Linked DNA regions of Homo sapiens: region 2 is linked to region 1. Evidence: chromatin contacts called from ENCODE Hi-C data. All regions are on one chromosome and are shown on one strand. The core of a region is the stretch at or near the end of the contact, and the rest is flanking DNA. Distances in the headings are between cores, read along the strand shown.

What was found. Hi-C counts contacts between places; a loop is a spot of excess contacts on that map.
Region 2: a map of Calu3 shows a loop between it and region 1 (2.2-fold over the local background). The contact joins the enhancer-like site here to the promoter of LINC01628 in region 1. A Hi-C loop is called at or near these places in 1 of 168 maps with a recorded cell type or tissue (Calu3).

Annotation. Positions count from the first base shown.
Region 1 is chr2:66,918,989-66,926,131 of GRCh38, reverse strand. LINC01628 (long intergenic non-protein coding RNA 1628) reads left to right here and starts at 3,642. Exons shown (of 3, transcript NR_110600.1): 1 at 3,642-3,830; 2 at 3,910-3,967; 3 at 4,440-4,622. All of the region lies in intron 1 of LINC01799 (long intergenic non-protein coding RNA 1799), which reads right to left.
Region 2 is chr2:67,034,343-67,041,485 of GRCh38, reverse strand. No RefSeq gene overlaps it. Among named protein-coding and RNA genes, the nearest start is that of LINC01828, 49 kb to the left of the region's middle. Within about 2 kb of position 4,190, at least 3 of the 41 ENCODE cell types and tissues checked have a DNase peak (open chromatin) inside an H3K27ac peak, as active enhancers do.

The sequences.
Region 1 (7,143 bases), core at 2,393-4,892:
CCTTCAAGTCTTTGCCATATGATGTCACGTGCTCTAATATGGGAGCCTGCTTCATCAAAGAAAGCAAAATGAAGAGAAAAGAGAGGGTGCCTTCCAGATGGAAGTCACCATCACTTCTGCATTAGAAGCGAGTCACTAGCTTCAGACCAAATACAAGGGAAGGAGTCTATAGAAGGACAGAGATGCCAGGAGGCAGAGATCACTGGGGCCATTTTAGAAGCTTTCCTACCAAAGGAACTGAGAAGATCTCTCAGGTGCCCACAATATCGCTGCCCTAACATGACATGTTTATCTTGTTACCTAGTGAAACCTACAAAGCAATGAAATGAAATGGTAACACCTTGGATCTCCTCTTATGCCAGGGTAGCTGACAGGGAATTTAATGGTGTTATTCATAGAGAGTACCTTGTCATAGTACAAAAAGTTTTCAATTTTGGAATTGAAAAAACTTATTTTCGATTCCAAATGCAAGCAAAAAAAATTTTTTTGTAAAAGAAATGTTTTAATGTCCTTTTTTTCCTGCATGGCTCCAATACCCACCAAGCAAGCCTATTTCAAAGTCCATAGGATAACCTATTAATCCAGCAATGGAGAAGGCAGACATTGCAGGATGGCTTTAAGAGCTAGAGAGGTACAGCAACCTCCTAGAGCCAGCCACAGCTAGCAGTCCACAGAGGATGACGGATGCAGGCAAAGATTTCCATGAAAACCATTTGATGAGGACTCAACTTGATGACTCTGCTCTTGTGAAGGGCCTAAGGAAGAATAACACTCAATAATAAAGCCTTTGAAACCAGAAGCATACCTTGCCCAACCAAGAGTTGTAAATGATGTGGGATAGGAGCCAAATTTGGCAAATAAAGAATGAGAAGCAGTTCAGGAATGTTCTCTTGACCACACTGGCTAAAGGTTATCACTAAATCCTAAATTGTGAGGAAGTAGAAAATCATCACCCAAGCCCACTGTGTATCTGTTATATTTTGTAAAGAGGTGGGTAGGATTTTCTAATAAATGACCTTGGAGCTCTCTGACAATGACCTTGGCTTCCCTTAAAATGACCTAGCTGTGACTAATGGGCTCCTTCTTTGGTAGGGGGGTCTGAGACTGCATGAGAGACTACACCCAAATCACTTCCTAAGTAACCAGAAACCCTAAGATTTCCAGATGCTGGTCATCTATATTTTTTTCAGAACATCCTTAAAAACACTGGTCCTAAGCTAAGTATTCTCACACAATAGCCTTATAAAAAGGGATAGCAGTAGAGATTGAGATTCCTTCAACAGAGTAATTGCTTCATGGTACATCCAGTAGCTTCCCTGGCCAAGCACAGCCCTGCAGGGTGAGTAGAGAACTCAGGACCTACTGACCCTTCTGCCCCTGAGTTTCAGCCTGTACCAAATGTCATTGCTGGTGTCCATCCTGAGAACTTTGCCCAGAATAAGTGCATATGTATAAATACTTACAAAACATCATATGATTATCATTATAGAGTGAGTCTTACTCATTGTTTTTGTTGTTATTATCATCTTCATTTTATATGGCTCAAATTTTAAAAACCCTCTAACTACCATAATAGAAATGCATGAACCCAGTGTGGTAACTGACTATGAGAATGAATATTCCAGTGCCAAGCATGGGCAACATCATGTAAGTCACATACCTCATAAAATGCCATTGTAACTACTGAAGCTTAGGTGTATTGTATATAGCACAGAATCTCATCATCAGAAATGCATTGATTTCACTCTTTTTTGAAGCATTAAACCTTAAAGGCTGTTTTCACCTAGATTCCATAAGAAGCAAAGTGTAAGAAAAAGGCCATGTGTGAGTAATTTATCTGGAAATGTAGTTCCAGGGAACCAGAATAAAACAAGGGAGGAGGGAGAGCCCATGCAAGTATATCACCATGGGTGACCAGTTGCTCAGTCCTGTGAGCTCATCTGAGAAGCAGAATGAAATGCTTTGCAAAATGTTCCTGAGGCAGGAAAAGTCAAATGAAGAAGCATTTACCCATTGACTTCCAGTCCCCATTGGTGAACATTTCTTCTAACCTGGTATTAAGCACTCTCACTTTCAGGATGCATATTCTTGAACACTAAGTTTCTATAGTTCTCAATGCAGTGACATCAGTAAAGAAACTCCACACCTGCCGGAGGCAAGAGGTGTGCATTTTGGGCCTGAAGCAAAACCGTACCTACTGGAAACTCACTGGAGCCTACACAGAACTGTTGGTTGCAACAGTGGCTGCCACAGGATATAGGTGTGGCTTAGAAGATCAGATATGATGCTTAAGAGTTATCTAATAAAAAGATTTTCAGATGTGGAAAACCCTTGTGGAGAGGAAATTAACCCTCAAAAGGGTAACACCTCAAGTCTTTAGTTTCTTGTTTCATAGTAGAAATTAAGAGATAGAACTTGAAGGTATGAGGCACAGAAAATCATCATATGAAGGCAGAAGTTGGCTTGTAGATTTTATTTATTAAGAATGTTATTGTTGGGGGAGGATATTTTGGGCCTCTGAGAGACATGCTCAGATCCTTTTATAGAAATCTCTTTAAAATGGCTTCCAAAGACCACCAACTACTGGTACACATGCCCAGTGTAATCCTCTCTCCTTGTTTGTGAGCTAAACCTAGTGACTTGTTTCTAATGAAAAGAACTGTCATAGAACACCTAGTGCCACAATTCATTATTAAAATTTTTTTAGGCCTCACTCCATGAGAATGCAAACTCTAGAAAGGCATGATTTGGCTAACAATCATATTCCAAGCCACAGGACAGTGTTTGGCACATAATAGATGCTCAATCAGCATTTGTTCAATAAAACATATCTCAAAAAGGTATTTATTTCCTGGGATAGAAAAAGGGAAAGAGGAAAAAGCATTAACCCACTGACTTCAAGTCCCCATTAGAACTGGAGTGAGTGAGTGAGCAAGAGAGTCGTGGTCATTATTTAAAACAAGGAAACGTTCAAGCCTACAGGATTTTAGAGTCCTGGCATGGGTGCTGAGGATTTCTCCTAATAACCAGAGTGAAGATAGGTTAAAAAATCCCACATTACATTGGAGACATCATGGTATCTCAGAAAACCTATAAGCTGTTTGCTTAACTTATTTGAGACATTTTGTTTTCTGTCAGGGGAAACAATAATCATGATGTTACAAAGCTGTTGTAAGAAACAGTGAGTTTATCCATAAAAGCACTTTGCAAAATCACAAAGCACTAGACAAGTGTTAGTTGTTATTTGTCCTACGTCCTCCGGAGTTGCCTCTCTTGTAGGTTGGAGTAAGAGAGGAAAGTTCAAAATCCCAGGAACCATTTCTGTCTTTTCATCAGATTCCAAATGAAATAGGTTGGCTTTGCTCCTAAAACAAGGTGAAACCAAGGTAGAGAAGGAGAAGAGAACAAAGGGAAGAGACTTGGACCGAGGCACATACAATAATCTGCCATGAAGAAGTATCATGAAGCCATACAATGCTGCCAAGGACAAGAATGTGATGTTTTCTCATTTGACACATTTATTGATCAATTTATTTTTGTTATGTGGCTTGACAGAGCCTGAGAGGGAATGTGAAAACCTTTCACCCAAGTTCTAGAATGTCTGATATTGTCTTAAAACTTCACATTCCTCTGTGATTCCAATGGACTCATTCAGCCCCAGGTTTGAATTTTTTCTAGTTTTCACACACACACACACCCACAAAAAGGCATAATACCTGTAAGAAGGAAAGCAGTCCTCTAGAATTGAAGTGTTTGAAAAAAAGCTATGAGCTCAATGTTTTGGAGGAAATCCCTTCTATAGCAGTGGAAAGAAGGCAGCTCACTTTGGAGTAAGTGTGGATAGAACTGGAAATAGGAGATATGGGAGGGACAAGAGAAGGCCAATAATCTATGAGTTTATGTCCTCAGCTTTGAATGGTAGGACCGTATCTGCTATTCAGTTTTTGAAATACAGCTGTGCCATGTGGTAAGTATACACCACCCCCTCAGAGCCTACCTCCTGCCTTAGTCCTTCTGACCCCTCTCCCATAAGTCTACCCTGCTGGACCAGCCCAAAATCCAGAAATTGGACAGTTAATGCCAAGCTCAACATGGCACCTCCTGGACTCTCCTCTAGAGCGATGGCCTGTTTTTAAATCTGTACCAGATTGTCAGGTTGCACTAGATATGTTCAAGGAGGCTGATATCACTCCTGTATTGGCACTACTCTATACTTCCTCCCCATCCTGGTTCCCACTCCCCAAACATAGGTGCACACACATGTACGTACATGTGCACAAACGTGTACATACAAGTCTACATTTGCACACACCTGTGCATACATACATGCACACAAACATGCACATGCAAATTTATGTACAAACATACACACCTGCACGCACACATATCCTCACTTTGCCCCAGCTTCACCAACTTCTCCTTGCTCTTCTTTCTGCTAGCACTGAACCTTCACACTGGGACTCAGCTGCCATGCTTCACCTTGGGTATAATGATGACAGAGGTTGAGAAAGGTGACTCCCTCCATTGATGTATTTCGCCATGATTACCTCCCACCAAATGATACTAATACTCCTGAAAATACTTAACATTTATAAAATGTTTATTTTCTGATTCATGCCAAAGTACTTGTAAGCCTCCTTTTTTCTCCTATGAAAAATGATACCAACCATATCTAGTTCACAGATTTGTTGTGAGGAATAAATAAGGGACTGCATCTACAGGATTAGCACAGTGCCTGGATATAGCAATTGCAACAAATAGTAGCTATTGATATCATGGTATTTGTTATTAATATTAATTTTATCATTCAGTTTTTGAGTTGTGAGTTCCTATATCCTTCTAACTAACTCATCACATTTTCAAAATGATGTCCTAGTAAAGGAGAAAGAATCTGAGAAAATGTTTCTTCACTTCTTTTTTTTTTCTTTTTACTAGTAAAGCAAAGGAACGGGCAGAGGCAAGTGTGCTTAGTATTTTATGGTTAAATTTAAATTAACTTAGCAGCTGACATGCATAGAAAACCAAAATAAGCTATGACTTTTTAAAAACTATTCCTTCACAATGTGAAGGAATTAACAATTGCAATTAACAATTAAAATAATTCCAAGAGTTGTAATTTGGGAGGAGGATGATTTGCTAAAGCAATTCAAGGTGCAGCCTCCTTTCAGGAAGGTCATTACAGACTTTGCTTGTACCTCTTTTGGAACACAAAGGCCATGTAAGACACCTATTACCTTTCCAAAGAGGACATTATCAAAGTCTAAACTATGTCCAAAGTGTATTTTACACCTAATAATTAGGACTGGATGAGCAGCTAAGAAAAAAAAAATATGAACCTGCTTAAACTAAATTGGTTCAGCTCTAACTGATCTAATGCAGTTTTCCAAAGAATAATTGATATTATATAATTGTAACTGCCAGTTTATGTCAGAAAAGTGACATTTGATACTTTCTTGCTAACCAGCCTAACATCATCAATTAAAACATCACTTCTACAATGACATTTCACTAGTCAGCTTAACATCATAAATTATGACATCACCTCTTTCATGAAACCAGAAGATTGAAGAAAGGCGACTGACTGAGAAGCTATTCCTACTGGAAACTAAGATTCCTCTTTGATTTGTGCCTTTAGAATCTTTTTTGCTCTGATTATATTGCCGAGATGATTACTAAAAATAGTAATAATAATAAAAACCTCACAAGATCATAGTGGAAGCCATTAGAGCAAATTGTACATTTTCTAGCTCCCCTTAGTTATGGTTCAACATCCCTGGATGGTGATATGAGGATTTTATTTCACAGCTGAACTATGAAATGGCTATTCTTGGAAATCCCTGGAAAATAAGAAACAGAAAAGACAAATTTTGAGTTTGGGTTTGAATTTGGAATGGTATATTCATGTCTCACCAAACCCGTTTTAAAACAATTTATATGTCAGGAAGGTTGCATATACCTGTAGCCCTTCCAAAGGCTAACTACTTGTTTTTCCACCTGAGGCTCATAAGCACATACTATAGAAAATTTGATGGGAAATAGATCTTTTAAGATGGAAGGCCCAGATCCCAAAGAAGGAACATTCATTTTTGCCCACCCAAAACATTATATTTTAAGGCAGAAAGGAGTCATTTTCCAAACTGTTTCCTGAATACCTACTGGACCAGCAGCTGTAAGAGTAAGGAAACTGAGGCCAAGAGGAGGGGAAGCAACTTGCCTAAGGTCATACATAAAGCAAGCATAAGACGACATAGTCCTGTTCTACAGCCCTGTGGTCTTGCCACAATCGAGCATGAAAAATGCGAGATATGGCATCACATTTATAAGGCCACTAAACACATATGTGCTGTCTTCCTCTTTCTTTTACAATTTGGTAGTGGAAGGATAAGATGACCTTTTAGTGTGTTAATCAAGAAGGTAATCAAGTAGACTTCTTCAAAGCTATTTATATAATTACATATAGGATTACCACAAGAATTTGTAAAAAGATTATTTTTCTTTTTATATCATGTAGCAGAATTGAGAAAACAATAAAGAACAAGGTAAACATTCTTGTCTTCCACTAGCGTTTGGTTTGGAGCATAGTAGAGCCACATGCCTCCTTCTAAGCTAATCTATACTTGAAGTGTTGCCAAAAAAGAGTGCCACCAGGGGGATCATAGCAAAACTCTCACAGTTTTATCTGGTAGTTGTGATTTTAATTCTTAAATCCAATCATCAAATTCATTGGATTAAGGGGGTTTCCCCACACTAGTCAATGGTACAACAAAGAAACAAGTGAACAAAAATAAGACAAAACAATTACTTGTATATCAATATTTTAACAACTTTAATTGCACAGAATTAAGAAATTCTGCTTTATCCTGAATTTGGTTAATTATGACAGGCAAGTTTACACTGACTGCTACTGGGCAAAGTCCAACAGCAAAAGACCACAAGGCATAGATACTTGGACTGTTTGATGATCAAACGCTAAAAAGAACTAAATTTCTGGTTCCTCCCAGTATGATTCTTAGTGCATAGCTCATCCTGACAAGGAAAATTGTTACTAATTTTCCCAAGGCATAAGAAGATAAAGTACAAAGTAAAGTGTCATAAAAGGTCTTCCCCTTACATATTGCTTCTGCAACTGTAGTCACACCAGGA
Region 2 (7,143 bases), core at 2,941-5,440, 110 kb before region 1:
TCCAGCAAGGAAGAAATGAAGCAATGGGAATGGCAATTGGGTAAATGAATAACAGTGTCTGCCAAATTGGTCTTCAAGTGATGTAGGTCTAAGATGTTGAATTTAAACATTGCATTTGACATTTGCAGTAGAGTCTCAGAATCTATCCCTTGAATATTTAGCAGCACTGTCACTAAGTAAACATCAACAACTAATTTCAGCTCTCTAGGCATGTTCTTATCTAAAAAATGACAATAAACGTAAGAGCAGCAACCCCAACCACACTAGCTGACATTTAATGCCACTTTAATGAGCTCATACTATGTGCTAGGGACTGTGCATTGTCATTTAGTCCTCACCACAGGACTATGAGATAGTAACTGTTGAAACCCTCATTTTACAGACAAGGAAAGTGACCTTTAGAGATATTACAATACTTACCCAAAGTTGCACAGCCAGCCTTCAGCCTAGAAACCACAAATAAGTGCTCCTGAGGGGCTCTTTACAATCATCTCTGCCTCGGGACAGGTTTGGAAACACTGGGAAAATAGGTTGTAGTTTGTTTAGCTGAAATCTGAAATAATAGGAGTTAAAGGAGAAAAGCAGTTGAAAGAGTCATGGAATTAGGAGATAAATGGAAAAGATGTAGACATTTGTGATCGGATTAGGTTTGCCAGATAAAATACAGGCATCCAGTGAAATTTGAATGTAAAATAAATGGTGAATGATATTTCAGAAAAAATGTGTCCTAAGTATTGCATGGGACTTATACTAAAGTATTATTTGTTGTTTATCTGAATTGAAATTTCACTGGGTGTCTTGATTTTCTTAAAACTGACAATCCTAGATGGGATGGATGATGACTAGTGGGTGGATAGTTGGGAGGATAGGGGAGGGATGGGATGAATAGGTAAAGCGTGTGTGTGTGTGTGTGTGTGTGTGTGTGTGTGTGTGTGTGTGTATCTTTCTTGGAGATAGACCAGCAGGGGAAGGCAGTGGCATATGATGAGAGTTTAGAGAAGATAGTCTAACCTAGAGAACAAAACATTTGCTGCCAAGGAGATGAGAACCTGAACATTTGCTTTGTGATTACAGCAATGACTCACTGTGTGACCTTTGATAAATTACAACTTCTTTGTTATACAGAGTTCTGTATTAATACAGGTGAGATAACAGTATCTACCTTATTTCCACAGAACATGAAAACAAGGTCACTTGAGCATTGCTTAAAATCCCAGGATTGAAGGAGGGGCAGGGGATTGTATTTTTGTTATATTATGTCCATGAGAAGGAAGAATCCAGAAAGCTCTGTTAAGCTTGGAAATCTTTTCTAATTTCTTTGGAAAATGCTCACTAAATAATGATTCCAACTCAGTGCTGGATGCACTGATTACAACCTACACTTTCTTTTCAAGCCTTAATTCACATACCTGGATAGATCCCTCGTTAGCTGAGTGCATTGCCCTCTAACTGAATCAGCAGAAATTAGCAAATTCAGACATCAGCTGTTTCTTTTCTGTGTTTAACAGGAAGCGTAATGCAACCTAGTTTTCCCAGGATTTATTTTTTTCACAAGTGCCAGAGCAGCACAACACCACAGGGATCTGAGCTGTGAGCATGTGCTGATAAAAGCTGGTTTCCTTTTGTGGTTGCCTTTTCATTGAATTGGCAAATAAATGGGCTTCTAATTATCTTTGGAGGTAGAAGTCTATTACATTTCACTAGGCCTGTGTATTTTGCTAATAAAATGAATACAACCCAAGAAACAAGAACAGTGGAGGGTGACAGGGTTAGCACTTTTACTGATACTCTCAGAGGCCTTGGAAGCATCCTCCTACAAGTAATCACATGGCCAGGGCCAAAGGAAAAGCACAGTGCCAGTGGATGAAAACAGGGGAGAGTCCTCACAGAGGGCACAAGTTGAGAAGATTACTCCAGGTGGCAAAGGAGGGTAGGAAAGGAGGTGAATTTCATGACCCCAGATTGTATACAGGGAACCCCAGACCACCGCCTAATGCAGGAGAACCTTATGATCAGTGGAATAAAAATGATGAAATAATTATGTCTTCTTGATCATTTGCAAAAGATTTCCTTAAATGATAGCTCATTTTGTATTTATTGCAATGATAAGGAAAGTGAAGTTCATAGAGGTGCAATGATTTACTCTAATGTGTATATAAGGCAATATTCAAAATCAGGTCTACTGGAAGCAAGGCCAGGAATTCTTCCACCATGTCCGACAGTATTTGCCGTGTGGTGTAAATTAATGCCTGCCAAAATGTGACCTTCCTCCTCATACGTACAGCTGTTGAAATTCCCACAATAGTGGGAATTTCCACTTTGAGGGTTAGAGAAGGAAGGAAACAAAATTATATATTGTATAAACCACATTAGGTAGTGACAGAGAAAGAAAATAAGGACAAATTCTTTCTGGATATTTCATCCCAGTTGTCAAACTTGGAAAGCCAAATTGGGAAGCACAATTGATTGGTATTCATTCATTCATTCATTCAACAAGTGTAAATTAAGCTTCTATATGCCAGACACTGTGCAAGGCCTTGTATATTCAGGGGTGTGTGAAAGAGCCATGCCATGGTTGAGCAACACGGTGAGGAAAAAGAAGAAAGTGAAAGCATGAGTATCTCATCACTGATTGTGGAAAGTGCTGTGGAAGACAATGACAGGACTTGAAATTATCCCAACACATAGAAACGATAAACACTCGAGGTAATGGATATCGTAAATATCCTGACTTGATCATCACACATTCTATGCGTGTAACAAAATATCACATGTACCCCATGAATTGTACAAATATTATGTATCAATGAAAAACAAATTTAGAAAGGATAAAAAACAGGGATGGCTTCTCCAATTTAGAGCAGACCATTCTAAGGCAGTGATCTGAAAAATGAGAAGGAACGCTGCAGGGGAATACTGGGCAGAAAGCATATGAGGCCCTGATGGTGAGACAGCACCATTCCTTCCAGGAGCTGAAAGAAGGCCCCTGAGGTTGAAATGAGGTGGAGGGGAATGAGAGGGCGGTAAAGGGTGCAGAAACAGGCAGGAGCCTGAAGGACTGGCCTGGACTGTTCTGTGTGCCCAACAGCAACTGGCGGGCCTGGCCTCTGGATGGAAAGAAGACCTACCAGAAGGGCAGGAGACACCAAAAAGACTGAGGTGAACTTCAGCTTGCCCAGTTTTCAGGTCTGCAATTCCAGGTGCATGTGGTGGGTCTGCCACTTCCATAGGTAAGTTATTCCCCCATGTTAAATTCTGTGTCTGCCACTAACCCTACCCACAGTGCCTAATACTGCCACCATACTCACCTTAGTAAATGGACTTCAGTTCCACATGGGAACAGGGGAGAAGGAAACCTAAGCTGCCAACTAGGTTCACAGAAAATATTTTCCCAAGCTCCAATAGAGACTATGCAGTAAACTGAAAGGTTTCTGGCCAAGTCCTAGCCACCTCTGAAAGCCGTTATCGTGTGCAAATCCCACTTTCTCCCATTGTCCTGTTTGCTGTTTGTGGCCGAGTAAGCACCCAATCTGGGCAGCAGATCGTTAGGAGTAACTGATTAACAGCCGCTGCTGTAGAACTTGAGAGTTTTGTTTTCCACAACCTGAAAGGGTGCTTGCTTTATGATTTTTTAATTACAGTGTAAATATTGCCGCCCCATAAACCTCTTGATTTATAGCGACAGGTGTGAAAGTTTGCACTTGCTGTAAAAGGCCCCAAGTCTTCTGTTCTCTCCAGCCCCTGTTTCCCACCCCTTTCTCAGGCTATCCTGGCAGCTGGCTATTTGGAGGCACTTACTTTACCTGCTGTCGTACAAGGGCAGCAAACAGCAAAATCTCTAAATGGAGAGCTTATTCTCTGATTTCCTCCCAATCTCTTTTTTGGGACCTCTTTTTCCCTGTTCCTTCTTTCTCTTCTATTTCCCCAAACCACTGTGTAACCTCAGCCTGGTTAAGAACTTTCCACTGTGACTCCCCTGTCCCAAGTCACACCTCGTGTTCTGATTTTCCCTCTGAATATATCAACATGGTCTGTGCTCCAAGTCCCTTAAACTTCTAAGAAAGAGGAATTCATTTAAATATTTATTCGTGTCTTCATTTATTCCACATATATGATTGAGTGTGGCTATGTTAGGCATATTGGTCCAAGTGCTAGAGAGGCAGCAGTGAACACGCCAAAGTCATTGCTGATATGAAGTACATTCTAGAAGGGAGAGACACAAAATACACTCATGGCCAAATAAGTTAAAAATTTCATTTCAGGCCAGGCCCAGTGGCTCACACCTGTAATCCCAGCACTTTGGGAGGCCCAGGCGGGCGAATCACCTGAGGTCAGGAGTTCGAGACCAGCTTGACCAGCATGGTGAAACCCCATCTCAACTAATAATACAAAAAAATTAGCCGGGTGTGATGATGCATGCCTGTAATCCCAGCTACTCAGGAAGGCTGACGCAGGAGAATCACCTGAACCTGGGAGGTGGAGGATGCAGTGAGCCAAGATCGTGCCATTGTACTCCAGCCTGGGCAACAAGAACGAAACTCCATCTCAAAAAAAAAAAATTATTTCAAACTCTGATAGGTGCTATGGAGAAGATAAAATTAGGATATGTGGAAAAGAATGATTGGAAGTGGCTTTGGCCAGAAGGACAGGAGATTAGGTTATGTTCTCCAACTTCCCGGCACATGGCCCCTCACTTCTGTTTCTTTTGGAAGCCTGGCTTCATTTTTTTTTTTTGTTCTCATGCCATGTTGACTCCTATCCACATGACCGTAAATGACCTCCCCATCTCTGTCTTTACATTGACTCAGGATGAGCAGTCAACAAAAACTAATTGTCCTTCCTGGGTCCTATTTTTAGAAATTAGAATCTAATTGATGCCGCATGGGTTAGGTTCCATCTTGGTAAAAATCAGCCTTGAGCAACCAGCTGTGTCACCTATGAGTACGGCCTAGATCTTCAGTGCTACAGGCAGAGGAGTGTTTAGCCTAGAGACAGGAAGAGTACAGGCTAGAAAATACGTGCCAATCTATCCCTGCCATAGCAAGATTCTGTGTTAGTTATGGGAAAGCAGAAAAGGAAAGAGAAAATAAACATGAGATTTGGTCCTTATCTTCAAATAACTTGCAGTCTAATGGAGATATTATGATATACATACACAAAAATATTACAGTAATAAATGGTGCTTCTTATAAACATCAAGGACATTAAGTGTTACAAGAACCCAGAACAGGAGACAGTGAATGTTACAGTAAATTAGTGGGGAGGCCAGATAATGCTTCGGATGAAAAGTAGATTCTACAAACATAAGCATAAAAGTGGGGAAAAACCCAGAAGCAGGTTTGTTTATGGTTTTCTCAGAGACATTAAGAAGAACCAGAGGGAACTCGTAGCAGTGATTAGAAAAGTAACTACCTAGTAATCGTGCTTACAGATAGCTGGTATTTTGTAGACCTAGTCAGGGAAGAAATGATTGCATCTTGAACTGAAAAGAACTGCTAAAAAGAAATAATAAGATTTTTAGGTTCAACGTGTGCTAATAAGCTGAACTAAATAAATTAACTATCCTTGTAAGCTTAGAATTTAAAACCTGGTCATCTAGAGAAAACACCTGAAATAAAATTCCATAGCTATTTAATGTACTCTCACAGGCCTCCAGAGAACACAGCAATGTTGCTTTTCAAAGTATTTTGAATTTTAAGATTTTTCAATTCCTGTAGTCATTTCCAGTCACTTCATGTCTAGGGAAATTGCTCCTAGGTTGGTAACAACACCCATTGGATAGATGCATTTTACACCTGTGGCAATTATTAATAATGGCCTCTTTTACTCAAATTGGTGTTCCAGTTTGGATGATTAATTGAAGATTATCTTACTCCTAGGCCAAGTTGGATTAAAGAAATTATGTTTATTATTCTTGTATCTTTCAATGAAGAGATGAGAAAGCACAATTTTAAAAACTGTCTGAGGTAAAAGTTTCTAGGTGACTTGGAAGTTAAGAGATTAAGTCACTTGGAAGGTTCTGGGGAACAGCAACTCCATATAGACTTTTAAAGCATTACGAAACTCTTCATGTGTTATTATGCTTTCTCTGATTCTAACTCTGTCAGGCAAACAACCCAGTCTTAATTCCTAAGTTTATATTTCCATGACAAAAAAAAAAAAGGGGGACCGGAATGCATTATGGCTTTTTGGTAAAATGAACAGTTATTACTATCTTTGGCAAGAAGAAACGTATTTTTTTGACAGCAAAAAATTTTTTTGATTGAGCAAGGTATTTTCAGCTTTTCAAATACTAAAATGAAAAAATAAATGAGCAAAGGATTTGTGTGTCATTCAACAGAGTTTTAGTGTCAGCCATAACAGTTCTTAGTGGAAAAATGTTTAATACCTTCTACTTAATCAAAACTAAATTCCTCATAAATGACTATTTGATAAAAAGCAAGAAATGCCTATTAGTAACTTATCCTACAATGTGAAATTGCCCTCCTAACCCCCAAACCCTAAAAAATGAAGCAAAGCTGATTGAGAATATTCTGAGTATGGTATTAGAGTTTTGATAAACACAATAAAATGTCAAATATCAAATTGCTCAGCCAGAAAGACAATTGGATAACCTTGGACAAGTTGATCCTCACTGATTATTTTTCCCCAGAAGCTTAAGTGTGAATAAAATGTTCTGGCATTTCACTCTCTCATCAGTTTTACATACTGGGGTTTTCAAGTTTCTCATATCCTTCTATTCTATTATTATCCTCCTTTATCTTTCTTAGAGTCTATGCCGGGAATTACTCATGCATAAAGATTATGTGAGAAGACTTCATCTCTAGAGCTTTTTTCTAATTGTCAAATTTACAGTAAAAGGGATAATAACTATTGAGTACTGATTGATTTATGTTTTCATAAATGCTCTGGCAATTTCTAGATACCAGGAGCAATCATAATGTAGGCTGCAGTAGTTGACGGCCTTAATTATCAGCTAGAGGTTTTCCAAACTTTCCCCCCAAAATATAAAATCTTAGCAGATATAATTCCCCTAATTTTGATAATGGAGGGCAGAAAAAACTGTGCCTCATTGAAAATGCAAAGCTAGCATTCAATTGAGATAATTTCTTTATTCTCTTTATTGATTTAAACTCTGTCTGC